Linked DNA regions of Homo sapiens: regions 2, 3, 4, 5, 6 and 7 are each linked to region 1. Evidence: chromatin contacts called from ENCODE Hi-C or POLR2A ChIA-PET data. All regions are on one chromosome and are shown on one strand. Each heading gives the region's core, a stretch centred on a gene start or an enhancer-like site at or near the end of the contact. The rest is flanking DNA. Distances are from core to core; before and after follow the strand shown.

Region 1 (3,482 bases), core at 732-3,231:
CCCAAGGAGTAATTAATCTTTGTTTTTATTTTTATTTATTTATTTTTTTGAGATGGATCCTCACTCTGTCACCAGGCTGGAGTGCAGTGGCGCCATCTCAGCTCACTGCAACCTCCGATTCTGTGGTTCAAGCGAATCTCCCGCCTCAGTCTCCCGAGTAGCTGGGATTACAGGCATGTGCCACTACGCCCAGCTAGTTTTTTTTTGTATTTTTAGTGGAGACGGGGTTTCACCAGGTTGGCCAGGATGGTCTTGATCTCCTGACCTCATGATCCGCCCGCTTCGGCCTCCCAAAGTGCTGGGATTACAGGCGTGAGCCACAGTGCCTGGCCCAGGAGTAATTAATCTTAAACAAGCTATCTTTAGCAAGCAAAAGCATCTTACAAAGTACAGTAACTGAGGCTATCAAGCATGTAAAGAAAGCATTTTCTAGAAGCTTAGAGATGGATCCCCGAACACTCTGTAACCCTCTGTTAACAGTCTAAGGAATTCTGTTCTGAATTTGGGGGCTCTTCTCCAGGCAGTCAGGGTTTTGAATTCTATTTACAATTCCTCTGCTCTCTATGGCCTAGAATGATTGAACCAAGTCTCTAGATCACTGTAGGAGACATCAACCTTTAACAATACATTCTTGAGGAGAAGAGACTCGTGTAAGAAACTATCTTGTAAGAAGGGATGAGAATTACCCTAATGATGTAACTGACAACACAGTTTCTAGTTTTTCCTTTCTTTCCTTCCTTCTCCATTTTTTCCAGTTTCATATCCTTGTTTGTTCATGCTACATGAATACTTGAAGTTGATAGAGTTGGCTTTAACTTAGGAACCTTTGCTTAGAAAGTCAATATCCTGGCCTTTCCCAGAGTACTTGACTTCCTGCAAACCTTGTTAATAATACTTTGTTTTTTAAAATGTTGGAGAACTTCAGCCATTGCAGCCTCTTGCTAAGAAGCAAAAGCTATAATGACAGAGAAGCCCCAAAGTGCAGTGGAACCAGGGATCTCCGGGGAGAGTGGTGGTTTCCTGGGCCCCCCCAGAGAACCCAAGGCTGTGCTGGAGATGCTGCCGTGACAGGTGGAGGCGTGGAGAGGCACCTGGCAAGTCCTCAAACGCCTCCCCCTTGATTTAGCTCCTCTAGCTAAGGATACGCATTCCTTTGGGTTTCAGGTTTTTCTTCCCTAAAAAGAGAATCCCCAAACTGGACAAGCAGGTTACATTCACACAATAGCGTGAATGAATTCGCTGGTCGCCCTTCAGATTCTCATTTTGGAATCTCGAAGAAAGAGAGGTGGTGGGAGGAGGGCGCTTGAAACTTCTGGCGATGCCAGTTCAGATCGATTCCAGCTATGACGGAGCGGGAAGTGGATAAAGAGGACCCCAAGTCACAGGAGGCACTCTGAGAGCACCAAGCGCCCGGGGAGGCCATCCGCAGGTGGGCGCGGGGCCTGGATTCCACAGAGGGGCGGAGTCCCTCAGTCAGGCGCTGGCTGCAATCACACCCGAGCGCCAGCCCCCTCCAGCATCCCTGAGTCCCAGAGGAGATCGCCGAAGCGCTGGAAAAGCCGTTCCGCCCACGACTTCTGGTGCCGGGTCGGCGGCGACTGGGGGAGCCCAGTTCCGAGACCGTACCGCACCCACTGCGGACCTCCTGGGCCCTACATAGTAGGCGGGTCATGCAGGGCAGCGGGAGGAGGGGCGTGGGAGGGCCAAGGCCGCCGAGTCCCCGCTGTTCAGCCAGCAGGAGCGCCCCGCAGCCCTCCCGGGACACGGTGGACACGCTTGTCCCAGACCTGGGCGCCCTCCTGCCGGGAGCCAGGACTGGCCGCAGCAGGCGCTGTCCGGGCCCGTGGGCGGGGTTTCGGGAGGGGGCGGAGCCAGGCCCACGGCCGGTGTCAGGTTGCTCCGGTAACGGTGACGTTTCGCGGCGTGGGCGGGGCCAGCACGCAGGTTGCATATTTTAGGAAGTGAGGAGGAGGCGCGGGCTGGAGCTGCGGCGGGGTCTGGGGCGCAGAGCAGCGGCGGGAGGAGGCGGACACGTGGCAACAGCGGTAGCAGCCCGGGCGGCGGCAGCAACAGCGGCGGCGGCATCGGCCCGAGCCGCCGGCCGCCCTCCCACCCTCCCGCCCCGCGGCAGCCCTAGCTCCCTCCACTTGGCTCCCCTGGTCCCGCTCGCTCGGCCGGGAGCTGCTCTGTGCTTTTCTCTCTGATTCTCCAGCGACAGGACCCGGCGCCGGGCACTGAGCACCGCCACCATGGGGAAGGGGGTGAGTGTCCGGCGCGCCCGGGGAGGGGGCTCGGGGAGCCCTCGAGGGGAAGAGGAGGAAGTCGGGAGGGCGACCGCGGCCAGCGGGAGGCGGCGGAGGAGGAAGCGGCGCCGCGTGGAGTGGGCTGGCAGAGCCGCGCGGCTTAAAAGACGACGCAGTTTGGAAATGGAGGGAGCGCAGTAACGGGGGGCGGGGGAAGGGAGCGCCGAGGGGCTGGAGCGCGGCATTGCTTAGGGGGGTGGGCGGACCCTGGGCGGGGGCTGCGCGCCCCGGAGGCCGAGCGGGCCGGGGGCTCCGAGAGGCGGTGCTTGGGAAGCCTCGGGGCCGGGAGGAGGGGGCTTGCAGCAGCGGGGGCGGCCCCGGGACTGAGCCGGCATCCCTGAGCCTGGCTCCCCTCCCTGCGACCGCCGTCACCTCCTTCTCCTTCCTTTTCCCTCCGCCCTCCGTGCCCTGAGGAAAGGCGCGCTCCTCCCCTTCCCCTGGGGCGCTCCGCCGGGGCCTCCTCCCGGGCCTCCGTTCCCGCCGCGGCCCCGGTTCCGGCGGGGGCAGCCTCCGGGTTCGGGGCTCCTTCTCCTGGGGACGCTGGGGCTTAGCTTGCTCCGCGCAGAGGCGGCCGCCCTCCCCCAAAGAAAAAACTGGCTGCTTCTAAGTGCGAAGCCGGCTGGGCGGGCTGGTGCCAGAAAGGGTGTGTCTTCACTGCCCTAAGATGGCCTTTAAGGTATACTTTTGAGGGCTTTCTTGGGCCACTTTCCGTAAACACAGGATGCACCGATGGCAACTGGAGTTGTCATCCGATGGTGGGGAGAGGCGTGCAGATTTTTTTTGAAGGGACGAGCCCTGAAGGAGGATAGGCAGACCCACCAGGGCCTCAGGGTACAAGAAACCCGAAAAAGGACTGGAGGCTGCAGGCAATACGGTGGTAGGAATCTCTGCCGGTTTCCAGCGTCGCGGAAGCACCAAAGGGCGGTCCCTGAAGGAAACGAGGGGTCTTGGGGCTGGAGAGCGGCGCGGAGCGTGGTGGGAATATCGTCACAACGCCGCTGTCCTACATTTCTGTAGCGAAGACTTGATTACCCCTAGCTATTACCCGTGCAGGAGACTGGGCCCTGGACCCCAAATGAGCCAAAGTCTAGTTGAGAAAAATTTACACAGAATAACCTCGGAGTTCATGGGGTGAAAGTGACCATGTCATGAGAATACAAATGGGAGAGAATCCACTTC
Region 2 (3,482 bases), core at 252-2,751, 1.9 Mb before region 1:
TGAAATTTCCCTGACCTTTCCTCTATTGTGCCACAACCATTGTACTGAGGACTCACCTCCACTGCTGCAAGTTATATGTTTCTCCTGTTAGACTGTGAATGAAGTCTTCATTGAGTACTTTATTCAATCCTAGCACAGTGCCCCAACACTAGGGGCTCATTAACGGCCAATTAGCTAAAACAAATTCATGCCCAGCTTTCCCTAACTCTCAATTTCCTTCAAAGTTCATTTCTCCTTCATCCCCAAACCTTAGGATTTTCCCTAACCATGCAGTCCACTTTCCGAGTTTCTCTTTCCCCATGTCATCTTACAATTTTCTTCCAGGCGCCTTCTCTGGACCCCTTGCTCTCCAACATATTCTCTCCACCTCCATTTAATCCATAGTCCTCCTCTCTCCTATCTGTGAACACGCCAAGTCCCCTCCCTCCAAAGCAATCCATCTTCACTGCCCTTACCTCTTACCTACTCCCTCAACACCTCGCTGGCCCGGGCCCTTTCAGCCAAAACGCTTCCTCACAACGTGTTTCCCAAATCCCCCTTCTCTCACTGTACGGGTCTGCCAGCTCCAGAACCAGCGCTCGGCCGGGTTCCGCACATCACAAACCCTCCCTCGGAGCCAGTGTCCCCTCCCCCAGCCTCTCGCAGCCGGCACCCCTCCCTTCATGCTCCCCTTATCTCTTGCGGTCCAGCTTCTCTGGAAAGTGTCCCAGGGGCGAGTCTTTCACCTTAGAGACCCCTCGGGATGGCGCCCGTCCGAGCAGCCCCAGGCCCCAGCACCTCCGTCCCCAGCTCCTCTAGGGTTGCGCAAATCCCTTGCGGCCCAGATGCCAGGCAGGGCCTCCGGCTCACCTTGCTGGATGTCGCCGTTGCTGCCCCCCGGGATGGGCACGCTGAGCTGGCGCTCCGGCTCGGGCAGGCAGCGCAGGCAGAAGGAGTGAAGACAGGGCAGCAGCTTGGGCTCCGCCTCACGCCGGCTCTGCAAGCTCTGCTGACACACGGCGCAGGTGTCCAGGAGCGAGGCTGGCGGTCCAGGAGGCGGCCCTGCCGAGGGACCCGGAGCGGGAGCCGAGGCTGGAGCTGGAGCCGGCGTCGATACTGCGCCCCCGGCAACTCCAGTGCCCACTGAGGCCGCAGGAGATGAAGCAGCCTGGGCCGAGCCCGAGGAGGCCGCGGCCACCCCCCCGTCGTCGGGCCCGGCCGCGCCGCCCTCAGCGCCGGCCCTGCCGCCTTCCTCCTCCTCCTCCTCCACCAGCACCGCGGTGAGAGGCGGCTCCGCCTCCTGCGCGGCGGGCCCGGCGGCCCCGGCAGTTACCGGCGCGCTGCCGCTGCCCCCGCCGCCGCTCTCAGCCTCGCCGCCGCCTTTGTTTTCCGCCATGTTTTCCTCTTTGAACCCGCCGGACCGCCCCGCGCCGCCCGCCGCCCGCGTCGCCGCCGCCGCCGCCCCCAGCCCCAGCCGCAGCCGCAGCAAGAGCGGCAGCCGAGAGCTAGCGAGAGAGCGAACCAACGAGAGCGCGCGCGCACGCGGCGCCCCCGCCCTCGCGTCGCGCGTTTGAAGGAGGGCGGTTGCGGCACGCGCACGTACGCACGGACGTCCTCCCGAGGGAGGCGGGAACTCGGTTCGCGGGCGCGGAGCGGTCCCGGACCCTCGAAGCCAGTTCCTTGCGTCAGTGCCGCGGCTCTTTAACCCGAAGGGAGATTTTTTTTTTAAAGCCAGAGGCCGTTGACGCTGGGTAGCCTTTGGCTGGGGTTGGTTATGAACTCCGACACAGCGGTGGTGCATACGGAAGGGTGGTAGCCGGGACGGTTCCGGTCCCTGCGAGCGTGTCCCGGGCGTCTCCGCGGAAGTTTCACCTGCCGCGCCGCTCGATCGCCGGGACCTCCTGGGTCTCTGCTGTGCGTAGACCAGCCGCGTTCCTTTGGGTGGCCGTGGAGCACTAAAGCGGGGCTTATTGTTTGTTTGGTTTTGGTTTTTTTTTTTGTTTTTTTTTTGCTTTTTGTTTTTGAACTGAGGATCTATCAGAAATAGGCTGAAAAGACCGAGTGAGGAAGAAACTCTTTAACAGCTATTTTTGGCATCTTAAGGTGATTCTCAGGAGTTGCTACGTATCAGAATCAACGGAGGAGTTTTTCAAAGCAGAGATGCCAGGGCCAGTCCCCAGACCTGAATCAGGAAGTGAGGGAGAGAGCCGACGGAGGGGGAAAAGTCCCTTCAGCTGATTCTTATGTATGTCAGTTTGGAGAGCCACGGATATAACCAATACTGCGTCCTTCTGAGGTCCCACTTTAAGTGTCCTGGGTTGAGCTGGGTGACAAATGCCCTTACAACAATGGTAGTAGAAGCTTTCAGGCCAAGCGCAGTGGCTCACGCCTGTAATCCCAGCACTTTGGGAGGCCGAGGCGGGCAGATCACTTGAGGTCAGGTCAGGAGTTCGTGGGCAGCCTGGCCAATATGGTGAAACCCCGTCTCTACTAAAAATATAAAAATTAGCCGGGTGTAATGGCGTGCGCCTGTAATCCGAGCTACTCAGGAGGCTGAGGCAGGAGAATGGCTTGAACCCGGCAGGAGGCGGAGGCTGCAGTGAGCCGAGATAGCGCCACTACACTCCAGCCTGGGCGACAGAGCGAAACTCCGTCTCAAAAAAAAAAGAAAAGCTTTCAGAAAGTTGCCTTTTTATTTGAAAAAAAAAAAAAGGTATTTGGAGGATTTTATGTAGTGCAACAACTGTTTTAGTGTTAAGATCATGAAATGCTTTGGTCTCCTGTTAGTGTTCCCAAGAAAGGTGCTGTAAGTCCTTAAACCACGTGAAAACTTTTTTTTTTTTTGAGACCTCCTCGTTCTGTCGCCCTGGCTGGAGTGCAGTGGCGTCATCACATTTCATTGCAGCCTCGACTTCCCAGGCTCAAGCCGTGCTCCTCGCAATTACCTGGGACCGTAGATGCACGCCACCATGACTTAGCTGATCTTTTTTTTCCCTTTGCCTCGAAGAGGCTGGGGTCTCACCATGTTGCCCAGGCTGAAACTCCTGGGCCCGAGCGATTGGCCCGCCTCAGCCGCTGGAAATGCTAGCATTACAGGCATGAGCCACTGCGCCCAGCCTCCTGAAAACTTTTTAAAATTTATTCAAAAATGTTTCCTGACCTCTTTATTGTCATAGTGTTTTAGAGATACACTGGGATTACAAAACAGAGGAGCTCCCTGCATTCAAGGGGTTTACAATCTAATAGAGAAAAAGATTGAGAATAGATACATGCCAGGGAGTGGTAAGTGCTGTGAAGAAAAGAATAAGTGGGGTAAAAGGGGTTAGAGGTGATTGAAGAAGGCCCCTGTTGATCAGATGAAGGAACCTGTCTTGGAGAAGAGCAGGAGAGGAACACATAACAAGTGCAAAGGGCCTGAGGGAAACGGATTCTTGGCTTGTTAGAGGAGGAGTCAGTGTGGCTGGAGTGGCTTGAACAAGGGAGAGAATAGTAGGACATGAGAT
Region 3 (3,482 bases), core at 983-3,482, 1.7 Mb before region 1:
ATGTTTAATTTCTCAGGAAGACAAACATGCATAGATCATATAAAAAATACTTTCATTTTGGTTTTATGGCAACAGGACTTTTACTTGTATTTTAATGTCATCACACTTGGAGAACTCTCTGGAGTACTGGAAGTGCTCTATACTGTTATCTGGGTGGTAGCTACATGACTATATAGAAACGCAAAAAGCACTGGGCTGTAGACATAAAATTTATGTATTTTACTTATGTAAATTGCTCAATAAATCAAACATTTAAAAATATTTAATTAAAATATTAAACATTTCATGTAAAATATTAAAGCTGTTAAGCTCAAAATAAAGATTTTGCCAAGGGTTAGCAACCAATTTTTTATAGTGGCTACATTAGAGTTAGTTTTCATCAATTAAACACGAGTAGCCAGATGGTAGGGAGGCCAGGTGTTGATTAAAATAATCTCTAAAGTTAGGCATTTCTAAACTGAACAAAATTACAAAACCCTTTATTTATTTATCTATTTATTTATTTTTTGAGACGAAGTCTCGCTCTGTTGCCCAGGCTGGAGGTCTGTGGTGTGATCTCGGCTCACTGCACCCTCTGCCTCTGGTTCAAGCGATTCTCCTGCCTCAGCCTCCTGAGTAGCTGGGATTACAGGTGCCTGCCACCACACCCAGCTAATTTTTGTATTTTTAGTAGAGACGGGGTTTCACCATGTTGATCAGGCTGGTCTTGAACTCCTGACCTTGTGATCCGCCTGCCTCAGCCTCCCAAAGTGCTGGGATTACAGGCGTGAGCCACCGTGTCCGGCAAAACCCTTTATTTAAAGAGCCTTAGGTGCCACTTACTGAAGACAATCTGTACCATGAACTCTCATAATAACAATAGAATCCCTAAGTACTATTACATAGTGCTTTACCATTCATAAATAACTTAAATATATTATTTAACTTTCCATAACATCCCTGTGTGGTAGGCAGGACAAGTTTATGGTAATTTAAAACATGAGGAAAATGAGGTTGGGAGAGATTCAGTTGCTCAATATCACACAACTAAATAAACTGCAAACAGGGACCAAAATCCTAGGCATAAAGACTAAAAATCTCAAGTTCTTGCTACTCCAATCATCTGGTCTCAGCTGCTTCAACTAGCTAATAAATAAATATTGAAGAACACTCATCTCTGAATCCTTTATCTCCATCCTATTATCTCCCATACAATCAGACAGTCTCGCTACTATGGCCTGTGTTTCTCATGTAATAGAGCTGTTATATATGAAGAAACTCATGAATGAACTCAACACTGAGTTTGCAATAGTTTACAGAACTGTTAAAAACTGGACAGGTTTTAGAAACTTCAGCAGCTAATAAAAATGAACTGTTCTCTATAAACACGTTAAGCTTATTGCATAACTGAATGTATACCCAAAATAACTTTTTACTTTCTCTCCTCTTATTCCTTTAATACAGAATATGGGTAAAGATGATCCGACAAGTGAGAGACAGGATCAGGTCAGCGGGCTACCACTGGGCCTCACCTCTATGGTGGGATCATATTCATCTACAAAGTGGTTCTGGATTAGCTGGATTGTCAGTGCGCTTTTCCCAACACCACCTGCTCCAACCACCACCAGTTTGTACTCAGTCATTTCACACCAGCAAGAACCTGTTGGAAACCAGTAATCAGGGTTAATTGGCGAGCCACATCTACAGTACTTTAAAGCTTTCTATAATCAATGGAAATGAAAACCCTAGTGTGACCTTCCATTTGGTTCTTAAAGTGACTAGAGAACGCAAAAACACCGGATTAATATCGGCCTCACACTTCTGGAGTAGTTTTCTAGCAACCCCCATCCTTAGCTATTTTTCAACAGTCCTTGGGCCCCGCCCTCAGCCTAAGCAATGGAAATCCCCCTTCCTATTACTCCCCGAAGGCTTCTCAGCTCTAGCAGGAAGCCTCCAGGCCGCAACTCCTTCCCATTCTCCCTTCTGTCTCCAAAGATCTCCCCACGTAGGCACCAAATGGAAGGACCCCCGCCCAAGGCCTTTGTCTCCAGCTGATAGATTCTGCTCCATTTCTGGCATCAGTGAAACGCCTGAACATTCCACAGCCCAAAGCCGAACACTATGCATGAGATAAACTTACCTCAAGCTCCACTGCCTCTGCTTTGGACAGATTTAGGACCACAGCCGGGAAAAATGTTGGAGACCCCGGAACCGCCATGAACAGCCCCCACCAAGGAGCGGCACTTCCGGCCCCGCCCGCTACGTAATCAGTCGGCGCCCCAGGCGCCTGAGTCCCCGCCCCGGCCACGTGGGCCTCCGAACCACGAGTCATGCGGCAGGCCGCACCCAGACCCGCCCCTCCCACACGGGACGTTTCAATAATGAAAGCGCTAGGTGCTAGTGTCTCAAAAATCAGTAAAACTTTATTCGCTTCCATTCTTTCGCCATTAACAGAAAACTGGAGAAAGCAAAAATGTTTCGTGTTTACAAAGATAAACGGCCTCTTTACCCAGAGATCAAAACCTCAAACGACAAGGGGGAAGATAAAACCGCCCTCCCCCACATCCCCTGAGCTGACCCTTGTCATCTTAGACAAAGCCTTCAGTCCACTGGCCAGGGACCCTGTATATGGCCAATTCAAGAAGAGGGCCAAGAAATCAGACCCATCCATTCCCGTGATATAAAGTTGAACAGAAGCTACACCAAGGGTCAAGTGTCTGTATTTTACAGGACACAGTAACCAGGCGGCTACTTATAAAAAAAAACAAGATTCATTTCAGGCACAACTTTTTTATTTTTTTTTGTTTTGTTTTTAAATCAGTAAAAGAAACCGGGTCCTAGAAGCTGCAGTGATCTAAGCAGCAGCAAGTTTGTGCATTCATTTTTTTTGTTTTTGTTTAAATATGTTTAAATTATCACACTGCTGGCACTCCTCATTTGCATGAAATTCTGCACCATACTTACTAATTGTAGTAAAGTTACCCCCCAACCCACGAAAAAAAACCTACTCTGGAAGAAAATTTTCACTGAAATATAACCAAACTTCTTTAAGTGGATTGTGACAAGATTATAAATGATATGAAAAATAACATTTTAAAATTTGGCCATCAACTTTAAGAAATGGTTTGCCTATACAAATTTTTGTAATTTTTAAAAGATAATATATTCTACCCTCATATGGTCCTCAGAATTAAAGCATAATGAACAGGAAGAAAAAGGAAAAGAATGCAACTGAGTGCTAAGGCAGAACATCTTGCCAGAAGTAATTAATGAAGGTAGAGTATATAATGAAAAGTGCAGAATTTCATAGGGCCAACAAGATAACAGTCTATATTTTTCACTTACACAGGCAAAGTGGATTCTGCAATTACCAGTTGCGTTAAATGCACCAAATAAAGCTCCTAAAATTGATACTATAAGGCGCCACCTTAAGTTTTTCCAGGCTGCAACTGTGCATTATTTAAAATGGTTTTCTTAAATTTATTTATTTTTTTAAACATAAC
Region 4 (3,482 bases), core at 555-3,054, 1.6 Mb before region 1:
ACAAAAAAAGAAAACCTATCTTCTGTGCCTCAAATACTTTAGTTTTCAACTCAGCTGCTATAAATAATCATCTCGATGGTAAACATCCAGAACAGCTGCAAAACCAAACTATTACCTTCTCTTTTATTTTAGTCCCAGGGCTAAAACGAAACAAAAAGAAGGCCAAATATTTATCTAAGTTTTATGACTCAGGTATATCCCTACTGAAGTATATAAAGCCCCTCCTTACCCACACCAAGGATATCCATTATTGGTTAGTACCAAAAGAAAACCAAGGTATGTATTATAGTGCTCCTCAATGCAATATCAAGAATGTTTGCCTTTAGTTACTCAAAATGAAAATTACTCAGCATTTTAGTATAGAGTAGCTTATATCTGTGGGCTATAATTTGAAACCTACATTCTAAAAAAGTAGGTTAGTAGCAGTGGCTGAGAACTGCCAGTTCATACCAGCCTGATGAAAATTTAAGCCTCTCAAAAAGATTTAACTACCACAGTGCCTTTGAGCATTCTCCCTCTCCGCCCTGTCTCCCAACTGTTTAAAGAGCGCCATATTCTTTTACTCATTTAAGGTGCAAAACACGAAAATTAACTTGCCCAACAACGTTCAGATATTCTTTGCAGATTCAAGCCTGTTTCAGGGAGCGTTCTCTGCTTCACCTGTGAGTTAAGCAAGACGGCCGCCATCTGGGTGTTTCTAAGGGAAAACCTTAAAGCAAAAGAACCTTGGCACTAAGATTTCGTATTGATAAAATAGCATGGCAAAAATTTGAAGCTGTCTCCGACGGGGGAACTCTAAAACATTCTACATAGAATGACGAAGCCAGGCCGTTCATTGCACAATGTGGGTGGGCCAGGCGCTGGCACCATGAGAACTACAGGAGGTGGAAGGGAGGACACTACTGAGCTTTCAGGGCGCACGCCCATTCCCCAAGATAGAGGGGTGGGAGCCACGTGCCTAAAAGATTAGGGACTGGTTCCCTTTCTCAAGACGCCGAAGGGGAGACAATGAGGGGAAGGTTGGGTGCTGAGACCCTGCTCTAGGTGACTGGAGTAACGATGTCAATTCCGCCACACTACTGTGCCAGATGTGGCTGGGGAAAGGTGTCTTTAAACACTTCCCCTAAGATATCTAGATGGAGCAGGGTCTCAGTCTATACACAAAGAAGGCGCCACTGCCGCACTGCGCTCTGGTACTGGTAGTCAGATTCCCAAGCAGGTAACGGCCAGGAAACTACAGGGTCCAGAGTCAAAGTAGGCCCCTCTTCTCGGTCTCAGGCTCTTCCAACCTCACACAAAGGACCGCGCCACCACCCCCTCGCCCCGCCCGCCGGGACATGTAGTTCCCGTTTCCCCAGACAAGCCGCAGATGGGGAAGCAGCCAGACTACAGATCCCAGCAGCCTCCGCGCCCGAGCCCCGCACCCTCTGCCTCCATCTTGGCTGCTGTCGGAGCCTCCATTTTCGCTCCCTCCCCCCACTTTAGTCACCACCACCACTACCACCACGCGCAGCCGGCTGGCCTCAACTCCTCGTTTCAGCTCTGCGACCTGACATGAGGCCCAGGCAGTTGAACGGGAGACGTATGAAAAAGCCCAGGGCAGGGAATCGGGGTGCATTCTTCCCCACCTAGAGCTCTACGAGTGCCCACCTTGACTCAGAAGGCTTCTCGTTAGCCTTGGTCTTATTCTCAGCCCTTCCCCTGGGTTTCTGCTACCCCCAGTTGGACCCTGAGGTCGTACTCACCCCAACAGCTCAGCGCCCCCTCTCCAGCGCCGCCATAAGCAGCACGGCCCGGTACGTAGGAATAAATCTCGCTTCTCTCGCGAGAGTTGCGGGCTCCGGGCGCGTGCACGAGAAGGGGCGGAGTGAAGCGTACTCTCAACACGCTTGCGCAGCAGGGCTAAGTGACGCCAAGCAGTTTGCTGCACTTAACCACAACCAACATGGTGGCTGCATTACATTACATTCCTTCTTGGGTGTGCTGCGGGAAGCAATCTCGGTGTTTACTGACTCCTCCTGGACACTAGGGGTGGCGGGTGGCTTTAGGCGTCTCTAGTCTTCGAGCGTTTGAATACGTTTTAGCCCACAATAATGGGGTAAACCTTGAAGGCCAACAATTCTGATGGCATATTCAGGAGTCATAAAAAATGATTTATCTTTTCCCAGCAAAAATCCGGAAGGACCTCACACTCGTTTCTTCTTATAGTGCAAGCATTCTTTCTTACGTCTACTGTTTTAGAGGAATTTCATTAGTATAGAGTCAGCTTTGTAGCAAGGTAATTTAGAAATCTAAATGAGACCTTTGTTTTCCACGAAAAACATTGCAACAGATGCACAAGAGTGAGCAAGGCTGCATAATCACTAAACAAAATGAAACAAATTCAGTCAACTGACCTTTCAAGTTACGAAAGATATTCCTGTTGTGTCAGGTAATCAAAGAGGGTGGATCAGTAATTAAAAGGTTGAAATAAGAGCAAAGAGATGATTCATCCAATGGGGGAAGAAGGAAGGAGAAAAATGGGTAATTATGACCACAGGAAGTTCAATGGATTATCCCCTGCCAGACAGTAGAGCATGCTCCTCTGGTGAGAGGAATGCTTTTCCCAGATTCAATGCTTCTGTTTTCACAGATTCACTGGCTCTCTCACTTGACAGTATTGGATAAATAATGAGCAGCCAGTCTTCTGAGAACTCTCCTACCCACTTTTTGCTTACAACACATTTATTTGACATGTTGTATGTGTAACCACTGGGAAGTATACAGTTGTAAAGAAAATCGGATATAGACTTGTCCTCAAGGAACTTTTAGTCTAGCATCATTGATGATCACAAAAACAAATCTAAACATACACATTGGAATAAGTGCAATGAAGGAAAGACAACCTTCAATTCAACCTCTTGAATTCTAAGAGGAGGCCGTGTCCCATTTCTGTTCAAAAATTTCCTCACCACCTTTGTTGCTGGTGTCCAGTCCCATGTATAACACCTCAAAACTGCCTTTTTGCTCTCTTTGATGCCTTCCCACGCTTTCCTAAGCACAAATATTTGCTTCATTTTCAATGCTTTCATAGCTCACTCTATTGTAATTATTAGTTTTTACTAGGTAGTAATACTCTAGCACAGAGCTTATGAAATTCATCTTTGCATCCCTGGTTGTTGACAGTGCCCGCTCTCAACAACTCTCAAAAGCTTGTTGAATAAATAGCACTGGACAACAGTATGATAAGTTGTTAGAAATTGGAATATATTTCTGGGAAACTACAGAATGTAAATTTTTTTTTTTTTCAGATGGAGTTCACTCGTGTTGCCTAGGCTGGAGTGCAATGGCATGATCTCAGCTCACTGCAACCTCCGCCTCCCGGGTTCAAGCAATTCTCCTGCCTCAGCCTCCTGAGTAGGTGGGATTACAGGCGTGCACCACCACACCCGGCTAATTTTTGTATTTTTGGTAGAGACAGGGTTTCACCATGTTGGCCAGGC
Region 5 (3,482 bases), core at 275-2,774, 1.3 Mb before region 1:
CCTGCCCCTCTTCTTCCTTTCTGTTTCTCTCAGGCTACACTGACATAGAATGTATAGCAGTTAATTGAAATTATTTGATTTTTGTTTTAAACAGAGGTTGCTTGTTAAAATAAGCCACAAGAGGGATTTTGGTTAAGTTATTGATCTCAAACATAAATGTTTTCCTTGTAGATAACAGCACTTCCCTGGCTATAGAAACCTTTTAGCTGCCTCACCCACTGTGAAATATTTTTTTTTAAAGAACAATCATAGTCACCCCTTACAATTACTAAGTACTTTTACTCCCAAAACATCTTTACACCAATGACGTCATTTCTTTTCACACTTCCCATATAAGGCAGGAACAAAGATAATATTTTTTTTCTTTTTTCTTTTTTCAAGACAAGGTTTTGCTCTGTCGCCCAGGTTGGAGTGCAGTGGTACAGTCATGGCTCACTGCAGCCTCCCAACTCCTGGTCTTAAGTGATCCTCCTGCCTCAGCCTCCTGAGTAGCTGGGACCACAGGTGTGTGCCATCACACCCGGTAGAGACTAGGTCTCCCTGTGTTGCCCAAGCTAGTCTTAAACTCCTGGGCTCCAGAGATCCTCCTGCCTCAGCCTCCCAAAGTGCTGGGATTACAGGCGTGAGTCATGGCACCCGGCCCTAGTTAGTATTATTCATATATAAGAGATGGAGAAACCAAGACTGAGGGAGGAAAAGTGCATGCCAAGGGCTCAGAGAGTCCACGGAGGAGCTGGAGCCAGGGGCCAGAGGCACTGACTCCCTTCAGATGCAGGCCGCTCCCTCACCCCCACCCCACCATTTACCCCCTCGCCCCACTTACTGATCCAAGCACACATTGCGACTCCCGCATGGCTCCGCAGCACCCGAAGAACCCCACGGCCATCATCAGGGCCCCGGCTCCAACCAGAACATACAGCCCTGTGGGGAAGAGGTCAGAGGAGACCACTGAGAGCCAACCGAGTGCCTCCACGACCAACTAGGCTTAAGACTCTGGGCACTGCAGAGCATTCTAATAGTACCAAAAGGAGGTGCTATTCTTACTGCCATGTTTGACACGGAGGAACTGGGCCCCAAAAGGTAAAGCGATTTGCTTAAGGTCATAGAGCTGGTGTTTGGCAGAGCCGGGAGAAAAATAGCCATGAGCCTCAAAAGCCTGCCCAACACTCCGACTCTGTCTTGCATCTCTAGTGATGGAGGCAGCCATCATTCAGGTGGGGATTTCACTTACTGCTTAGGCAAGCCCCACGTACAGTTCTTACAGAGAAAGAAAAGGACAGAAATGCTCTGGTTCTGAGAGAACTAAAGCCAAGCCTTTTTGTATTTCCTTCTCTGATCCTGAGATAAGTTAGAATACAATATGGGACTTGGCACTTGTCTTACTTGGAATCATGTTAATGGTCTCTATTTCATTTTTTGCATTTTACTCATATGAGTCACCTGGAAACCACTCCCATTAATAGGGAGGGTGGGGGCTGGTGCCCCGCCTCTGTGGGGAACCCCTGGGCCTGGCATTCAGGGTGCTTCCTGGGGCGCCTCTGGGTTGCTGATGGTGGTTTGCGGGCAGATCTGGCAGTTTACAGACCTAGTAGGAGCCACAGGCGAGGCTGCTCTGCTTCCTGCCCCACCCGGACCTGGCCTCAGCGTTCTTTTCAGGGCCCTGAGGCCTTGCTGCTCTGCAGTCCTGAGGTGGGTATTTATTTCCTGCTGTTCTAGCTCTACCACCTCCTCCCTTTCCCTTTTCTCTAAAAGAATAATTTCATGAGGGAATGGATGTGGTAATGTGAGAAATGATATCATATTAAAAATAATAGTGTTGTTGGCCCCACTACCTCAACACTTTATTGTTTTAAAAATGTCTTTCACCAAAGGTCTAATATCCAGAATCTGTAAGGAACTTAAACAAATCAACAAGCAAAAGGCAAATAACTCCATTAAAAAGTGGGCAAAAGACATAAACAGACAATTCTCCAAAGAAGACATGCAAGCGAGCAACAAACATGAAATAATGCTCGTCATCTCTAATCATCAGAGAAATGCAAATCAAAACCACAATGAGATACCATCTCATACCAGTCAGAATGGCTTTTGTTAAAAAGTCAAAAATAACAGATGTTGGCAAGGCTGGGAGTAAAGGGGACACTTTATACAATGTTGCGAATGTAAATCAGTACAGCCACTGCAGAAGGCAGTTTGGAGATGACTCAAACAACTGAGTTGAACTACCACTCGACCCGGCAATCCCATTGCTGGGTAAATACCTAAAGGAAAATAAGTCATTCTGTCAAAAGGGTACATGTTCACTGCAGCACTATTCACAACGGCAAAGGTATGGAATCAACCCAGGTGCCCATCAATGGTAGATAGGATAAAGAAAATGTGGTACATATACACCATGGAATACTATGCAGCCATAAAAAAGAACAAAATCATGCCCTTTGCAGCAACATGAATGCAGCTGGAGGCCATTATCCTAAGCAAACTATCACAGGAACAGAACATCAAATACCGCATGTTCTCACTTATAAGTAGGAGCTAAATATTGGGTACACATGGACATAAAGATGGGAATGATAGATACTGGGGACTACTAGAGGGGCACAGGTGTTGAAAAACTAACTATTGGATACTATATTCATTACCTCAGTGACAGGTTCAGTCATACCCCCAATCTCGGCATCACTCAATGTACCTTTGTAACAAACCTGCCCATGTACCCCCTGATTCTAAAATGAAAGTTGAAAAAGAAAAAAAAAAGTCATTCACTGTGTTGCAATGTTTTCAAAGCTCTCACTTCCATCATCTTATTGGCTTCTCAAAACAACGTGGTTAGGTAAGCAAGGACTATTATTTCTGTTTTACAAATGGAGGTCTGAGAGTCAAGATGGCTGTAGGCAGGATGCCCTGGCCTGCAGCCCCAATTCCCATCCCACACTTCTATTTGACCACCCCACAGAAGCGAGCTGAATGCAGGGCGGCAGCAACAACACCATATTCAGTTCCTTCATGGAATGTCTCCTGGTGGACCCCCTTGCTGCAGAACATGCCCATTGCCTCTCATTGCTACTGCCACAATTGCTACATGATGCCGTTTGCAGATCTATCATGAAGTCACAGCCTACAGAACAGTTTCCCCCAAAATCTTTATCCATCCTATGCTCCAGCCACCTGGGAATTCACCATGATCTGGCTGTGTCCTGCTCTTTTCCATTTTGTGCTTTTGCAGGTTCTCATATTAGTCTCTCATTATAGATTTCAAGTTGACAAACCTTATTCATCCTCTCTAGAACATGCCCTGCACAAGGCAGAATTCTTAGTCAGTGTGCATTGGATTAGTAGATAAGACAGAGAAAATCAAATCAGTTCCAGGCTTGCTGGCTGTCATCACCCATCTTTGCTTAGAGATATATGCTGGAAACAGGTCTCAGCAAACATCCACAAAGCAACTACATAGCTGTGCTCTCCAAAGCCAAGCACATGAG
Region 6 (3,482 bases), core at 548-3,047, 1.3 Mb after region 1:
TGATGGGTCCCTTTGGGGAGGGAAGTGCCATATTGGTGAGAGAGAGGGGCAGGGAGACCTACCCAGGACAGATTTGTGCAAACCCACATGCTGGTCTCATTGGGTTAGGGAGAGCTGGCCTTCTCTTAGCCACCCCTGCACAGAGATGACATTCTTTCTCTGGAAGAAGGCCTGATGCCTCTGAGTTGGCTTCCTGTTATGACAGGCCATGATGAATGGGCATAGGCCCCTTCATCCTAGTTTCACCCCTGGGGCCCTGTATACCTTGCCAAGGAGGTTGATAGGACATGAATTAGGGTAGTAGCCATAGGGATGGGAAAGAAAGACTGAAAAAGGATTTAGAAAGTAATATTGGATGACATATGACAGATTAGATGTGGAAGAAATGATGTGTAGGGAGAGGCGTGGGAATACGTTTCTGCAGTGGGAAATTTGGTAGACGGTGATGTCATTAACCAAGAGAAGAAAACATGGATAGAAGGTCTGGGGTCTTTGGTCATGCTGATTTCCAGAAGAGGATGCAGATAATTACCAGTATAGTTTCAGAGCTCCAGACCAGGAGGCCGGCTAGGGATGGACAACTGGGAATCACAGTGAGGAGATGGTAACTGGAGCCTCCTCTGTGGTGTAAAGCACCCAAGCAAGCAAGAGTCAGCCAGGACAGATTCCTTGAGGAGCATCTATCCAGGAAGAATTAGCAAAGGTGGAAAAACCGGAGAAGGCTGAGGAGTGGACAGAGAGGCGGGTGGAGAACCAGGACAATGCAATGTCCTAGGAGCCAGGGGAGGAGCGGTTGGCAGCATCAAGTCCTGTACAGACAGGCGAATGGATGCCGCACATCACTGTGACTTTGTAGAGTCAGGTGCAGGGAGCAGAGGAGACAAAGCCCTATCCCAGGGGGCTGAAGAGTAAATGGGAGACAATTTAAAGAAAAGGGACTAAGGCTTAGCAGGCAAAAGTGTGAAATTGGAGTGCTGGCTCCACAGGTTGCCAGCTGAGCGGCATCTAGGCAGGCCCTGGCCTCTTGGAAGAAGAGGGCACACAGCACCCCTCCTAGGGCTGTTGTGAGGTGTAGTGAGGTTGTGCCTGCCTGTGACAGCACAGGAGGAACAGCACAGAGCTCATCTCTACTTCTGCTCCTGCTCCCGCCAGTGTCTTCTTGAAAAATGGTCTTTTAAAACTATTGCCCTCCCCAGCTTACATGTTCCCTCAGTGTGTGGGATAACATTCACATTCCCTGCACGAGTTGGCCTCTACTTATCTCCCCATCCTCACACCCTCGCTCCTGTCCTCCTTGAACATGTGAAGCTCTTTCAAACCTCGGAGCCCTTCCCTGCAGAGTTTCCCCTGCGTGGGCCTTTCTTCCGACTTAGTTGTTGTCAGTCACCCTTCTGGGAAGTGATGGCTTAAATGTCATTTCCTAAATAATTCCTCTGGCTCCTGACCTGAGTTAGGCTTCCTGGCATCTTCTCCAGCACCTGGCACAGTTCCAGATGCATAGCAGGAATGCAAACAAATGCTCGTCCATGAATAAAGGAGAATACCAGCAACTGGCTGTGTGACCTTGGGCAAGTCACTTCACCTCTCTGTGCTTTAGAGTTTCCTCCTCTGTAGTAGGAAGTAGGACTATGTATCTCTAAGATCTCTTTCGGCTCTGGCAATCTTTGGCTCTTTAATGCTAGTGTCTGTACAGGTTTCTCATAAGGCTTCACGGAATAATGCAAGTGAGAGCCTTGTTGAATTGAAGGGGGAGGGGGAGGAGGCTAGGGAGCTTGGCAGAGGCAGCGGAGTACCCACAACGAGGCCCACTCACCCACTCATTTCCTCAGCCACCCACGGGGCCTGCAGTCCCCACGTGTAGCCTGATAGGCAGGGACTAGGGGACAGCCAGAATCAAAACCACAGCCTCCCGTTTTTAGTGTGTGGGCTTCAATTCGATGAGCTAGGGAGGAGACTTCTGGAGAAAAAATACTCTGTAGGGTCACATACACCCAGACAGTGTGGACACCTGCTACACACACATACCAATATGTGCATTTACAACTAATTACATACAAAGGAAAGCACACACACACCCAGAGGTGCACAAGCACACGGTCAATGCCCTGCAGAGCCCACCTGCAGCTCCCTGAGCCCAGGACAGCTCTGTTACCCTCTGAGTCTCTGGGTCAATCTTTACCCTTGCCCTCTGGGTCTTCCCTCTCTCAACAAACCCTGAGGCTGGGCACTGAGGCCTAGGGGATTCAGTGATTTTACTGATAAGGCTGAAAACAGGCAGGAAGGGAGGGTAACTTACAGTGCTCTCCGGATGTTACAGTATTTGCATTTCCACAGTCTATGTGTCTGAAAAAAACTGGGTTTAGTCTAGAAACTTGGTGGTACGCAGGTGTAGCTTTCAAGAGAACTGGGAAACAATGCTGTATGGAGATGGTAACCACTTGTGAGCTGGGTCAGTTTCACTATTTACTATACAGGCTGGCCATGATCTCATTGAACTCTCAGAAGTGCCTTCTGCACAGATAATTTATAGATGATGAAACTGAGACTTGGACATGTAAAGTAATTTGCCCAAGGCATGCAATTTGTAATTGGCAGATCTGGGACTCAGGGAGTAGGCTTCTGATTCCAAAGACAAGTGCTCTTACCACCCCTACCAGCTCAGCCTCTTGCCTCTGGTGTGTGCCCCTGCCCCCTCCCGCCTCTGGGCTCCACATTCTGGCTGCTGACTCCCTCACACATGGCCTGGTGGAGCCCCTACCCATGCTGAGTGGGGCTGGGAAAATGGTGAATTTTCTAGAAAATTGTGAAAGCGCTGCCTACGAGAATGGCTGCCTGGGACACTCCAGCTGCAGGCCCTGGGGCAGTGCCCGTTTGGAAGGTGCAGAGTTTTCTGGAGATAAGCAAACATGAGTCAGGAGAAAGCGACAAACAGCTCACCCCTGCAGATTGGCTGCCAGGACGTGAGATGATCATGCAACGTCAAGCTAACAGCCTCAAATCTTTTTGAAATCGAGTGCCCAGTTGACAGTTAAATCAGTCCGGAGACACAACTTCTCTCCCTCTCAAAACATATACACACACGCGCACACGCGTGCACACACACACGCACACACACACACACTTGATGTGGATTGTGGGACCAGAGCATTCAGGACTTTACAGCTCTAAAGGACCTTCGAGCTCATTGAGCTCTTGACCACCTTAATGTCAAGAATCGCCCAAAGTACCCATTTAAAAGACAAATTCTAACCTCAGCCCATTCCAGGTCTCCAGAATTCTAAGGGAATCTCTAAAAATCTTCTCAAGAAGCTGGATGTTTTACCAGGTTCCTGAGAGATTCTCATCACATCAGAGTTTGTTCCTTCAGGGTTTTGGAACACTGAATCTAGACTAACCCCTTCATTTTATAAGCAACATTTTAGTGATCTACAACATTTGTGTGAGCTGCGCAAAGCCACACAGCAAGTTGGCAGCAGGGCAAA
Region 7 (3,482 bases), core at 613-3,112, 1.0 Mb before region 1:
GAAAGAGTGGGGTAGGAGTTTGGCAACATGTGGCATTAACCCTATCCCCCTTCAACAAGAGGAATGTTCACTTTCTGTGTGAGTCAATTCCAGCTAGGCCAGTCTCAGCCCCCAGACCCGCCTGTCTCCTCTGACCCTCTGGAAACACTGCCCATCATGAATTGACATTTGGGTTGCTCAGGTTGACGTATGACTTATTCAACAAAAGAGACCCATCAGGTTTGATACAGCCTTTCTTCTTTCTTCTGTGACTCTGCAGAGGGAGAAAGTTTCAGACATTCAGGAGGAAACTGTAAACACAGGATAAGAAGGGCTGGCAGGGGCCAATGGCTGCTGCCCTTCTGCACTGCCTCGAGAAGGGGAAAGATTCCCTTCCAGCAGACTTAACTGACGGCTTCAAGAGTTTGAGGACCCTGGAGAGAAGTTACTGATGGGGTCTCCACTGTCATTTCTGCATTTGCAGAGTGCAGCTGGCTGTGCATGGATTGGGGAGGAGGGGACTGGCACTGGCAGTGGGTGTGCCCAGAGGATGGAGCCAGAACAATTAATCAAGTGACTTTTCTACAGGATTTCCATTGGCCTTGGATGACAGATGGGGCAGAGGCACCCAGGAGAGCACTATTTTGGTTTCCAGCTGGGAACGTGCACTAAGTTTTCCTTAATACCCACAGCACCCAAAAGGCTTTGCTGTAATACACTTTAATGCATGAAACACTCATAAATTATCCTTCGAACTGTTACAACTTCCAACCTGGAACAACTTGGAAAAACCAGCCTAGCAAGCAGGCTCTTTTTTAATCTCTCAAATCACAAGAGAAGAAAAAGTTCAAGCACGAAACACCTTCCTTAAGAATCTCGAAATTTTTTTTGTTTTGTTTTTGTTTTTTTTTTTTTTTTTTTTTTTTTTTTTTTTTTTTTTAGAAGGAGGTTTGTAATTAGAGGGAGCTAAGCTGCTTGTTTCTGCTGGCTCAAAGTTGCAGCTCCCTGACCCCTGAGTCCTCTCTCCCTCCCCTAGATCCTCCTCGCCTGAACTCAAGGCGCTCCCCGCCCTAACCTTCCACGCCCGCTTCTCCCACACCTGGCAGCAGACAGCTGGAGATGAAGCGTGTGACCCAAGTGGCAGGGCTGAACCTTGGCGACCTCTACCTGAGGTTGTCCAACGCGGCTCCGTGGAGGGCCCCGGTACGCCGGACGGACCCCGGCGTTGGCTCGCAGACTTCCTGCGTTAACCCCCGGGGCCCTCAGTCACGACTCCCAGCCCTTCCGAGACGCGCTGAGGGAACTGCCCCAGGTCTAGCGCGCCCCGTTCCGCTCCTCCCCCTACCTGGGGGCCGCGCAGCACTTTCCCTACTCGGCGCTCACCTCAGCCAGCGCGCTCTGCGCTCCCCCCGCGGTGCTGGCCGCCACTCCTCCCGCCCTGGCGCGCCAGCTGCCGGCGCATCCCTCTCCGCGCCCATTCGCTCTCCCTCACTTGCGCGTTATCCACTTCTAGCCCTCGAGCTAGACCCTGGCATGGCCGTGGGCTTCTGCAGGCGCCAGGGCTGCTCCCTGGACTGCAGGCCATCCTGGGACTAGGGACTCCACGACCAGAACTAACGCTGTTCCCTCGGTCCGACTCGTCCTCCCGCGAGGGTCCCGCGCCCCCACACCCACTCGGGACATTTCTCAGGGCTGCTCTTCGGCCTGCGGGAGCCTCGGGGGTAACCAGAGAGCTCGCCAGACCGGTATCCTTGCAAACTCTCCCGCGAAGCCCAGCCACCCCTGCCCGCGCCCGCGCTGCGCCCCTCTCGGGATCGGCTCGGGGCAGCCTGACTCACCGCTGCGCTCCCCTCCGGCTCCCAGCGCTCTCTGCTGTGCCGGAGCGCCGAGCTGCTCTCACACAGGCTTCTTGAATTCTTAGCCCCTCCTCCCGTACTCCTGAGTCACACGCTCCAAATCCTGGCCCCCATCCCTCCCCTCCCCACCACCAGCCCCGCACCTGCTGTGGCTGGGCTGTGGTGCCCGGCTGGAGGGGGTCCTGGGGACTACAGACGGATCGCTCCTGGAGGGCTGGCCAGACCCAGCCAGAGAAGGACTTTAAACCTTCAGAGGTCAAAGGGAAACCCACTGGGGTCTGAGGGGCCGCGCGCGCAAAGCCGGGAGGGGGAGTTTCTGGGGCACCGGCAGGGGTCGTTGGGCCGACTGGCTGGGGCTGGGCGGAGTTGCTCGCAGCTTCCCTCACCTCTCCGCCCTGCCCCCGCGCGTTGCCCTTCGCCAGTGCCTCCCTGGTCTGCCCGGCGTCGCCCTCGGTGCCCCAGGCATCGGCTGCTCCTTTTCTTCGGGGCGCCTTTCCTTATCCCAGGATAGGTGAGCACCCAGGGGGAGCTCCGCGAGGGGCAGGTGCCCAAGCTCCTCTGACAAGGGAAGGCGGCTGCAGAACCAGCTAGAAGGCCCCCAGGCCCGGCAAGTCCAGCATGGGGACAAGGGGCAGAGGACTTCAGGAGTCAGGAGCTAGAGCCGGGACCTTAACTTAAGGCCCTGGGTTCCAGGAACTTCCCGGAGTCCTTGGCCCCTCTGAAACTGTAGGCTGATTTGCGCGACTGTGTGCAATGCTAATATTCTTTTCTGAGCTGAAGGTCCGCAGCTTTCATCAGTTTTGCAAGGGGTCTGTGACCCCAGACTGATATAGCCAGCAAACCCTAGGCCCCCATGCCCCCCTCTCCACACTCCAGGCCCCACACAAATTCTTCCTGACCCTTCAAAATTTCTTGAGTTCCCTCGATTCAGCCTGACAGGAGAGCTTGCCTGACTTTCCCCTGCCCCTCTGCCAGGGCTGTTCCCACCCCAGCATAAAATGAGCAAGGGAGAAATACCCCTGAAGTCAAATTTGTCACCAAATGTGCATCATTAATTGTAGCATTCCAGGGGATTCGTAGCTCTTTGGAAATTTACAGCCCCACTCCCTCCCGTGTTGAGCTTGTCTGTGCCTTCGCTTCTTCCTATAGCAAAGGTGGGTTGGACCCCTACCCTGTATGGATGCCACAGAGGAGAAGTAGGTGTGAGGAGAGTAACAGGGAGGGAAGGTGGGGCACAGAATCTCCCTATTGCTGGTAACACCAGCCAGTGCAACTTAGCAGAAGGGCACCCTCCAGGGAACTGGGATTTAGTGAAGCAGATGATTCCTGTCCTAAGTCTGGGGGTGGTCATTTACCCTTAATGGATGGCACTTGAGCAAGATGAAGCCCTGACTAGGCATTTCCAACTCCCTTGATTCAGATTAGTCTTGAGGTCTTACTTCTTTCTATTTTCACGTTTGCTCCCATAAGAAAGTTCATTCCATTTACACATGCTCTGAGAAGGATGAAATAGGCAAAAAGCCCTGGAATTGGAAGTCAGCCTTAGCTTTGGTGTGACCTTGTTGTTTCCCAGCCTTAGGCTTGTCCACTTCTGACTTGTTCAGATACAGGCTGGTGTATGAACACACTTTGGAAGTGAGGGCAAGA

The links. Hi-C counts contacts between places; a loop is a spot of excess contacts on that map. ChIA-PET counts read pairs that join two places held with the same protein, here RNA polymerase II (POLR2A). Pooled maps may share reads with other maps.
Region 2: a pooled map shows a loop between it and region 1 (8-fold over the local background). The contact joins the promoter of TRIM33 here to the promoter of ATP1A1 in region 1. A Hi-C loop is called at or near these places in 2 of 37 single-sample maps with no recorded cell type and 9 of 50 pooled maps.
Region 3: a pooled map shows a loop between it and region 1 (7-fold over the local background). The contact joins the promoter of NRAS here to the promoter of ATP1A1 in region 1. A Hi-C loop is called at or near these places in 8 of 50 pooled maps. POLR2A ChIA-PET finds 5 or more read pairs at or near these places in 2 of 52 experiments (activated B cell and activated T-cell).
Region 4: a map of endothelial cell of umbilical vein shows a loop between it and region 1 (10-fold over the local background). The contact joins the promoter of CSDE1 here to the promoter of ATP1A1 in region 1. A Hi-C loop is called at or near these places in 1 of 168 maps with a recorded cell type or tissue (endothelial cell of umbilical vein), 7 of 37 single-sample maps with no recorded cell type and 17 of 50 pooled maps. POLR2A ChIA-PET finds 5 or more read pairs at or near these places in 3 of 52 experiments (CD8-positive, alpha-beta memory T cell, GM10248 and OCI-LY7).
Region 5: a loop to region 1 is called in a map of CD8-positive, alpha-beta T cell, with 4 times the contacts of the local background. The contact joins the enhancer-like site here to the promoter of ATP1A1 in region 1. A Hi-C loop is called at or near these places in 3 of 168 maps with a recorded cell type or tissue (CD8-positive, alpha-beta T cell, ascending aorta and esophagus muscularis mucosa) and 7 of 50 pooled maps.
Region 6: a map with no recorded cell type shows a loop between it and region 1 (14-fold over the local background). The contact joins the enhancer-like site here to the promoter of ATP1A1 in region 1. A Hi-C loop is called at or near these places in 2 of 168 maps with a recorded cell type or tissue (both CD8-positive, alpha-beta T cell), 11 of 37 single-sample maps with no recorded cell type and 15 of 50 pooled maps. POLR2A ChIA-PET finds 5 or more read pairs at or near these places in 1 of 52 experiments (activated CD4-positive, alpha-beta T cell).
Region 7: a map of ascending aorta shows a loop between it and region 1 (4-fold over the local background). The contact joins the promoter of NGF here to the promoter of ATP1A1 in region 1. A Hi-C loop is called at or near these places in 1 of 168 maps with a recorded cell type or tissue (ascending aorta) and 3 of 50 pooled maps. POLR2A ChIA-PET finds 5 or more read pairs at or near these places in 1 of 52 experiments (WTC11).

What each region holds. Positions count from the first base shown.
Region 1 is chr1:116,371,263-116,374,744 of GRCh38, forward strand. ATP1A1 (ATPase Na+/K+ transporting subunit alpha 1) reads left to right here and starts at 1,982. Exons shown (of 23, transcript NM_000701.8): 1 at 1,982-2,261. The coding sequence starts at 2,250. RefSeq lists silencers at 1,609-2,138, 2,569-2,868 and an enhancer at 3,239-3,358.
Region 2 is chr1:114,509,702-114,513,183 of GRCh38, forward strand. TRIM33 (tripartite motif containing 33) reads right to left here and starts at 1,502. Exons shown (of 20, transcript NM_015906.4): 1 at 850-1,502. The coding sequence starts at 1,375. LOC124904348 (a long non-coding RNA gene) reads left to right here and starts at 1,637. Exons shown (of 2, transcript XR_007066452.1): 1 at 1,637-2,224. RefSeq lists silencers at 1,039-1,338, 1,369-1,478 and enhancers at 1,669-1,838, 2,699-3,461.
Region 3 is chr1:114,714,539-114,718,020 of GRCh38, forward strand. It overlaps NRAS (NRAS proto-oncogene, GTPase), which reads right to left and starts at 2,233. Exons shown (of 7, transcript NM_002524.5): 1 at 2,120-2,233; 2 at 1,512-1,639. The coding sequence starts at 1,622. It overlaps CSDE1 (cold shock domain containing E1), which reads right to left. Exons shown (of 20, transcript NM_001007553.3): 20 at 2,378-3,482. RefSeq lists enhancers at 1,929-2,028, 2,039-2,238.
Region 4 is chr1:114,756,180-114,759,661 of GRCh38, forward strand. It overlaps CSDE1 (cold shock domain containing E1), which reads right to left and starts at 1,805. Exons shown (of 20, transcript NM_001007553.3): 1 at 1,746-1,805. RefSeq lists enhancers at 1,202-1,521, 1,357-2,350, 1,722-2,011.
Region 5 is chr1:115,061,312-115,064,793 of GRCh38, forward strand. It overlaps TSPAN2 (tetraspanin 2), which reads right to left. Exons shown (of 8, transcript NM_005725.6): 3 at 824-921. Among named protein-coding and RNA genes, the nearest start is that of TSPAN2, 26 kb to the right of the region's middle. RefSeq lists an enhancer at 1,021-1,544. Within about 2 kb of position 1,525, at least 24 of the 41 ENCODE cell types and tissues checked have a DNase peak (open chromatin) inside an H3K27ac peak, as active enhancers do; they include CD8-positive, alpha-beta T cell and ascending aorta, where a contact is called at or near this core.
Region 6 is chr1:117,652,399-117,655,880 of GRCh38, forward strand. No RefSeq gene overlaps it. Among named protein-coding and RNA genes, the nearest start is that of TENT5C, 48 kb to the left of the region's middle. RefSeq lists an enhancer at 2,615-2,774. Within about 2 kb of position 1,798, at least 11 of the 41 ENCODE cell types and tissues checked have a DNase peak (open chromatin) inside an H3K27ac peak, as active enhancers do; they include CD8-positive, alpha-beta T cell, where a contact is called at or near this core.
Region 7 is chr1:115,336,387-115,339,868 of GRCh38, forward strand. NGF (nerve growth factor) reads right to left here and starts at 1,863. Exons shown (of 3, transcript NM_002506.3): 1 at 1,818-1,863. All of the region lies in intron 1 of NGF-AS1 (NGF antisense RNA 1), which reads left to right.